Linked DNA regions of Mus musculus: region 2 is linked to region 1. The links are chromatin loops, found by intact Hi-C in ENCODE. Cell type or tissue: left cerebral cortex. All regions are shown on one strand.

Region 1 (4,000 bases):
AATGTCTTGGGATCATCCCACTCCTGTAAGCCTACTCAAAGGCTCCTCCTTTTAAAATTATTTACTTTTATTTTATGTGCACTGGTGTTTTGCCTCTATGTGTATCTGTGTAAAGGTGTCAAACCCGCTGGAGCTGGAGTTACAGACAGCAGTGAGCTGCAGGTGGGTGCTGGGAATTGAACCTGGGTCCTCTGGAAGAGCAGCCAGTGCTCTTAACCATGGTGCTTTCTCTCCCGCCCCTCAAGAGTCCTTTTGATGGCAGGAAACAGCTCTCGCCTGCCAAGTACTGCAAGATGGCTAAGCACAGTCTCACTACAAACAATTTCTGGGACACAAAGTCAACCCCCAAAGACACGGGCAGTTGTAGTCATTATTATTGTTATTTTGGAATCTTTAGGATACCTTAGGACAGCTTACAGAAATCTTACAGAAAGTCCCAACTCTTGATCCCCCTCCCCAAATAGTTATGCTGCCATTCCACTGAGGCCTCACAGGCTTTGAGAAGCCCAGAGGCTTCACACTCACCCCTCCCTAAAATAATGACCACAGTGTTGTGATGAGCCCAGGGCCCTGGGAAAGCAGAGACCCAGTCACCTCACAGCTTGGAGGTTGTTTCCTGCCTCAATTCAGAGGAACACAAGAGGGTCTGTCTCTGCTCAGAATATACAGGCTAGAACCTGGAGAAGTGGCGAGCCACAGGCCCTGCCCACTGCTAACAGAGGGGTCGTCAGGTCAGCAAGGAGATGTGCTGGGAGCACGGGACTTGTAGGAGCTCCATCCTGAAGCTTTGCCTCCTGGACACAACACCTCAGGTTTGGGCAGAGCAGGGCAGGGCAGCAAGCAGCGGTGAGCTTTGGGACTGCCACCACTGAGCTCAGACTCTTCTGTCACTCTCCAGCTTCCCAGTGTCCCTGTCTGCAGAACCGGTAGTCGGCGCCTTCTTTGCTGGAGCAGGACAGAATAGGTGATAGGCACGTGTGTGTTGACACACAGACACAGCCCTGTGGGTAGGGCTGGGGTGTCTTGTGGCATGGCGGAACCTGTTTCTGCCAATCCAAATTCTAGACCACCTTTAGGGTTCAGCACAGATGCAGCTGTCTCCCAAAAGCCCTGCCCTGCCCCCTCGCCAAACACCTACAAGCTGCGCTGCACATCTGATATTTTAATAGCAAACCAGCTTTGTCTTTGTGCTCCACCAAGAGGTCTGGCGGGAGGATGAATAAAGTTTCCCCAGAAGTGCTCAGGGGTCCACCCTGAACACTGGCTCCAAAAAAACCACCCCGAAGATCTAGAAACATCTTCCACGCTACCACTGAATACAATTCACACACAGAGGTTTATGACGGGGGTCATGCTTACCTACTTACCGGTAAGGCTGTGGATGCTGGGGGTTACATCTGCACCCCAACTTCAGGCCTGACTACAGACCTTTATTCCTTCCTCCCCTCCATCCCCAGAAGCTGGGGCTCTAGATGCAGATGACAGCCCCAGGCAGAGGCCCCTCAGCTACCCCAAAGGCTCTCTGCAGTTTCATCTACACTGCAACCACAGAAAGCCCCTGTGGCTAGGCAGCCCTGTGGGTTGTCAGTACAAGGAAGGAGGAGGGGGCATCCTGGGAGATCTCACACCATGCAGAGGGCCCTGAGGATGCCAGAATTCTATACACACCTGGTAGGTCTCTATGGGCCTCGCCTCCATGTTCAGGTCCCAGACCTTGACCGTGAGGTAATCCCTCGTGAGCATGTAGCGCCCACTGTGGCTGAACTTCACGTCGGACACCGAGGAGATGATCTCTGAAAAGAAGGAGCGGTTGCTGGGGTCCTCGGGCTCTTCAAAGACTGTGGAGAAAGAATCTGCAGCTGTCATTGGCTGTCCTGACCAGTCAGAACCAGAGCTGGCTGTATTCATCTGTACCGTTATTCATTCATTCATTCATTCATTCATTCATTCATTCATTCATTCATTCATTCATCAAACCTTTCCCTAAACACCTACCAAAACCCTGGGCTCTAAGGACCCTCTAAAGAGGAAAAGCCAGCTCATGGAAGGGCTCCCTTGTGGGAACTGTGTTAATTGATTATTTACTGAAGTGCTGTGAATGACTTCACTTAATCCCCTAATAAAACCTTCGGGGTGGTAGCCTAATTACCCCCATTGAATACACAAGAAAACTCAAGACTGAGAGTGAATCCACAAGCAGATCTCAGAGCTACGCTTGCTGCACACTCTCTGCTGCCCCCTACTGGCAGTTCAGAACACAAGCCTGAAAGCATCTTCTAGGCCAGACCCTGATGTGGTTCTGGTACTAACGGGTCCTGCGTCTTCGGGCCAGGAGCTGCTTTTGTGAATGTGCATTGGACACCTGTGGCTAATCACACCCCAGTGGCTAGAACTGCTTTGGGCTGGCATTAACTCCCTGAGCTCTGTGGGAAGTTGGGGGGAGGGGAAGTGGGGGGTGCTAGCAGTCAGTTACCACCTAAGCATCTCAGTAGAGCCAACCACAAGAAACCATTGAGTGACAGCCCCGCCCATTGCCTCATTGGAAGAAGAGGGTTGGCCACAGCTCCCAAGAGGCTCTGGACAGATCTTTCCTCTCTGGGCATATAAAGCCCCCAATAGTGGCCCAGGCCAGCAGAGATAAAAGGGCTAATAAACTGGATTCAATAATGCTCACTGAGTGTTCATTCCATGCTCAGCCTCACACAACCAATCCCCAAGAGACAAAGTGAAATGTGTCCTGAGTTGTGGCCCATGAAGAACTGACATGCTCTGGCCCCCATTTCTGAGTCTCAGAGCCCTCCATCTTCTCTGCCACACTATCCCTTATACTGAAGCCCACAAAGAGCTTATCTGGGGAAGCTCTGAGCCTCACTCCCAAGCTTACTGTCAGAGAGGCCTCTTCCCGCCACACTGGTATGAAGAACCTTGGGACAGGATGGGGATTTGTGCTGGCTGTCTAGGGGCTGTGGTAGCCAAGGTGTGGTAGCTTTAGCAGCTGGGAAGGACAGGGCAACAGCTGCTCCTAAAGCCTCCATCATAGTTAGCCCTGGCCACACCCTGAGTAGATCTCCAGCCCCCACAACTGCTCAAAGCACACATGTTGTTTTAAGTCCAAGAGAAGAGTGCTCTCTTGAGGCTCCAGGGCAACATGGTGAGGAGGCTGAGGAAGAGCAAAATGCCAAGAAAGGAGCGCTCATGGCTCCATCTTGGGAGACTCTGAGGAGTGAATGGTTTGCTAGCCTTGAACAGCTCAGCAGCTGTTAGCACGTCTTGCAGACTCTGCTATCAAAAGCAGAAATCACTGTCTATTTTGAGGAGTCGTGAATGGCTGTTTCTATGGTTACCCTGCCACAATGCCTAGCAGACAACAACCTGCATTTCTAGTGTTTGTGGGAGAGCTGAAGCCACGGCTGGGAATACAGGAGAGCCAGTACACCCGAGCCCTGTCTGGTTCAGACAGGTCTAAGGAACTACTGTACTCCTTTGACCCTCAGCCTCCTCCCCTGCTCAGTGCAGGCATGAGCGCACACAGGACTCCACTGTGCTTCTTATTCGGTGAGAAGGAAGTTGCAGTGTCATCTTATTAGGAAAGGATGCTGTGGGCGGGGCCCTGGGGGAGTCTCTGACAGCCACACCCTGGCTTTTTCAAACAGAGGAGTGGGAGGCAAAGGACTAGTGAAAGCTGCAGGCTTTTTACACAAGTGCAGCTGGAATAACGATCATGGCTGATGAGGAACATCACAGGCTCTGGCCCTGGGAACCTCATGACAGCCAAGAATGCATACTGTGGTTGAGCCACACATGGCCAATGACAGAGGCAGTGGCCTGTGTAGCAGCACATCAAAGCATAAGATGTCATAGCAGAGGGCATGGTTGGTGTCAGAGTGCTTAGCAAGCATGCTCCTGGCTAGGGTTCCATCTGGTCTGGGGTCGGGAGGCAAGCAGGTAGGGACTGGTTCTACACAGGCTATTTAGAGGCGGAGAAAAAAATTCCAGAAAA
Region 2 (4,000 bases), 55 kb after region 1:
AACTTTATCAGGAGAGTTTTGTGCATTTTTTTTTAAAGAGCAAAGGGTACTTTAGGATACATACAGGGCTGTAGGGACCCAGACTGTCTGTCTGACCATAATAAAGCAGGGTACAGTCTAGACTTCCAGACAAGGCCCAAAGACACGGAGCCTGAGATCACAGCCCTCAGCTGGAACCACAGGAGCCCAGGTTCCAAGAAGCCCCGTGTTCCAGTGCCACCTCTGCCACCCCCAGGCTGTGTGACCGTCACCAGTCGTTGAGCCACTCTAGGCTTTCTGTTCCTGGTCTGTTTAAGTATGGGCTGTGATGAGGCTCTAGAAGATGCTGGGTGTTTTGGCAAATGTCTTCCCTCCCCACCCTGCCCCCAGGAGTCCTACCAGACCATCTGGTCTACGGGCTTCAAACAGATGGCTCTTGGTGCAGCTTCACCCAGCCCACGCCGCTGAGGCGGCAAGCATAGCAACTCATCCTGGTCACGCACTTAACTGCTTGTAGCCTTCTCCCAATGACAAGGCCTGGGACTCCAGGCTGGTCCAAAGACCCGATAAGAAAAGTGAGCAGGTCCCCAAGTCAGAGGCAGTCTCCACAGAAGACAGCAGGGTGTGTGGGAAGAGACCCTTCCTTCCACCTGTGTAGCCATGCCCTACCAAGTCTCACCCAGAGCATCTGAGCTTTTGACTCCCTTGGTTACAAAGACAGAAAGACTGACATTTAAGGAGATGACATAGCTTCCCCCAGTACTCTCAGGAGACCTACCCAGGCCCAGATGCTAGGCTTCTGAAGTTTGGGAGAATTATCACACACACAAACACACACACACACACACACACACACACACACACACACACACTTTCCTATACCCTGCTATGCCAAGGACAAGACTTCTGCATTTTGAAATCTGCAAAGATGACCTCTGCTCCTCACTTCTTTACAATGGAGGAAGCTGTATGCAAAGAAGGCAGAGCTATGCCCTCTCCCAGCACACACACATACACCCTGCAGGTCTATCTTGCCTATCTTCCACGGTGTGCATGGATTCTCCCTGGGTACCAGCTTAGATGGGAACTATGCCCTAAACAAAGAAGCAGTCCTAACAGGCTACTTCTGGGAACACCTTCACCTCCATTACTATTGGGATCCGGTGCATCCCAAACCCCTCTCTATGCCTCTCAAGGGGGACTCCTGACCATCTCTCTGCAATAGCTAGGAATGTTCCAGATAGTCGTGGGTAAGACAGGATCTGCTGGAGGCACTTGTATACATGTATTAGCAACCATGCACCCAATTCCTCCAACCAGAAACACGAGGGAGGCCACAAACTAAGGACACCATGTCAAACGGGTTTCAGTCCGCTACCTGCTAATCAAATCCTCAGAGTGGTCTAAAAAAAACCTCATTGCATCAGACAGAGTCATTGTGTCTCTCAGCCTTTCATCCATCAGGCCCCAGAACCAGAGGCAGAAGGATTTCTGGGCCCTGATCTATATGGCCTCAATCTATGTCTCATAGTTTTAGATGCCTATAGTGCCTCCTCTCTAAGGAGCCCGAGGGCCAGTGTCTCATGTACTTCTGGGCACTGGTTCAGTTCTGCTGGCTAAGTGCCACCAGACAGATCACTGACGCTCTCTGTGCTTTGTTTTTCTTGCCTGTAGAAGTCAGTAACAATGGTTATCTATCCTTAGAGCACACTGAAGTTTAAAACCAAGCACCCAGAGCACTGCCTGGTCCTCAGGAAACATCTAATACATATGAGTTAAAATCCTGAGACACCAGAAGTCAGAGGCTCTCCTCCAGCATTCTCACCACACCCTACCCACACTCCCCCTCACAGATTCCCGACACCAGATGTCACTGGCTTAGAAATGTTCCAGGCCCTCTTCCTCAGCTCCTACCCCAAGGTGGCCCAGCCGCTAGACCACAGTAGTGGGCAGTGAACCCTCAGAGACACTGGGCTGAAGCCAAGCTCTCAGCTTACATTCTAGCTCAGCCTTTTTCCAGGCATAAACTGGTACCTCTCTCAACCCTAAAGTCCCTTCAACTTTTGAAAGAACACCATTTGTCTCTCAGGTCCAGCAGAAGCAGCAGAGACACCCAGAGCTCAGAAGCCTACCGTTCATAAAGGAATAGAAGGGTCCCACTATATAGGCTCCACCTGTTGGGCACTCCCCTGTGTCTATCACTTCCTGAGTGGCTTCCCTGCCTCCTAGACTTTTTCACCTGTGCTGTCCACCCAGGATTGAGGAGACAGACAACAGTGTAGCCAGGCAGAGGAGGCGCCAACTGGAATAAGTGAGGCTCACATTGTTTCTGCAGAACTTTCCTGGGGCAAAGCTTTCCAGGAGCTAAAACTAACACTGCTGCTAGAAATGGTGAGAGAGATGAAGGGGTTCTGGGAATTATCTAGTCCATGGTGAGGAAGAGATCCCGAGAGGAACAAAGGCTCAAAATACAGAGCTCTAGGGGGCGGGAGAGATGGTTCAGCAGTTAAGAGCACTGACTGCTCTTCTGAAGGTCCTGAGTTCAAATCCCAGCACCCACATGGTGGCTCATGAGATCTCCTCTTCTGGAGTGTCTGAAGACAGCTACAGTGTACTTACATAAAATAAATAAATCTTTAAAAAAAATACAGAGTTCTAGGCAAAAGCCCCAGTTTAAGCGTGGCTGAAGAAAGAAGAGATTGGCAGGTGCAGCTCGACTTTGGGGGTGCCTGAGGAGCCAGGGAAGCCTAGGTGATACAGCACAATGTAGGGAGCACCCTCCCTCAGCCTCTGCAGACCCCACTGTCAAAGCAGGTCCTTTGCACACTCTGGTTGGACAAGCTGTCACTACAACCAATTCCCTATCTGTGGCTGAGAGGAGCCGCCCACTCCCCGTTTCCATGGGGATCCCCTTGAAATAACCCCGCAGCAGTGGCTGCTATTCTTCCCTGCCTGGGAAGAAGGCGAGGAGGTGCCAGGAGAAAGAGAAGGGAAGGAGGCAGAGCTCACCCGGGACACTGCGGAGACTGAGCCCCCGCCCCGACCCAATCATAGGTACTTGAGTCCCCACACAACTCAGCTCCCAAAGGCTTCCTAAGGGGGTGGCATAAGGCCGCAGAGAGGCCTAACCTTTATTTCTCCCCACCTTATAGATGAGGGGGACTGTTTCCTTAACAATTTAATGGAAAACAGGACATTGATCACCACACCAGGGATCCCCACCTTTCTCTGGGGAGAGGCCTCATGAGGGCCAGCAAGGCCTATTTGCAGAGCCTCCTTCCAAGAAGCAGTGCAACCTTGACCAATCTCTCAGAGACTTAGGTATCTAACATCAGGCCCAATAATTGAAGTGCTACATGCCTGCAGCTCAGAGTCACAGGCTCCTCACTGGTAGAAAGAGCAGAGATGCAACTTCCCAACTGTCCTGTAGTGCCGTGCAGAGAGCCCCTGACACTCAGACACACCCTGGAAGAGGGCCTGGCTTCTCCTTCTTCCATACCTTCACTCATTCCTTTCTTTCTTTTTCTTTTTTCCCCCATTTTAAATATATATATATATATTTTTTTTTTAATTTTTATATACATTTGGTGTTTGGCCTACATGTATGTCTGTGTGAGGATACCTGATCCTCTGGAACTAGAATTACAGACAGTTGTGAGCTACCATGTGTGTGCTGAGAATTGAGCCAGGGTTCTCTGGCAGAGCAGTCAATGCTCCTAACCACTGAGCTCTCTAGCCCCTCCCTTCTTTTTTTAAATAAACAATTCCTCAACTCTATAATCCATGGTAACTTGGAACTCATGCCAATCCTCCTGCCTCAGCCTCCCAAGTACTGGGACTGCAGACATGAGCCACCCTGCCTACCTGTCTGAAGGCTTTCCCAGGCCTGCCGGGTTACTGAGGAAGAAAACCATGGTTACCACAGAAACATTTGTTTTTCTGTATTACTTCTTTTTTTCAGAAACATTTTTTTACAACATTTTTTTTTTTACAGAAAGTATTTACTGAGATTTTTGTGCAA

Evidence for each region. Peaks named below come from ENCODE experiments on the same cell type or tissue, not always from the same donor. Only the 100,000 strongest peaks of a DNase experiment are listed, where the experiment ranks them.
Region 2: it touches region 1 in a loop (9-fold over the local background); 1 of 42 quality-filtered maps calls a loop at or near these places.

Annotation. Positions count from the first base shown.
Region 1 is chr5:36,944,906-36,948,905 of GRCm38, reverse strand. It overlaps Ppp2r2c (protein phosphatase 2, regulatory subunit B, gamma), which reads right to left. Exons shown (of 9, transcript NM_172994.3): 7 at 1,669-1,838. Among named protein-coding and RNA genes, the nearest start is that of Gm52813, 6.6 kb to the right of the region's middle. In left cerebral cortex, a CTCF peak has its summit at 2,237 (motif pointing left); DNase peaks (open chromatin) are centred at 2,246, 2,470 and 3,301; H3K27ac peaks cover 1,768 bases.
Region 2 is chr5:36,889,864-36,893,863 of GRCm38, reverse strand. All of the region lies in intron 1 of Ppp2r2c (protein phosphatase 2, regulatory subunit B, gamma), which reads right to left. Among named protein-coding and RNA genes, the nearest start is that of Ppp2r2cos, 15 kb to the right of the region's middle. In left cerebral cortex, no CTCF peak of the experiment used is centred here; DNase peaks (open chromatin) are centred at 393, 1,293, 1,806 and 2,887; H3K4me3 peaks cover 241 bases; H3K27ac peaks cover 3,782 bases.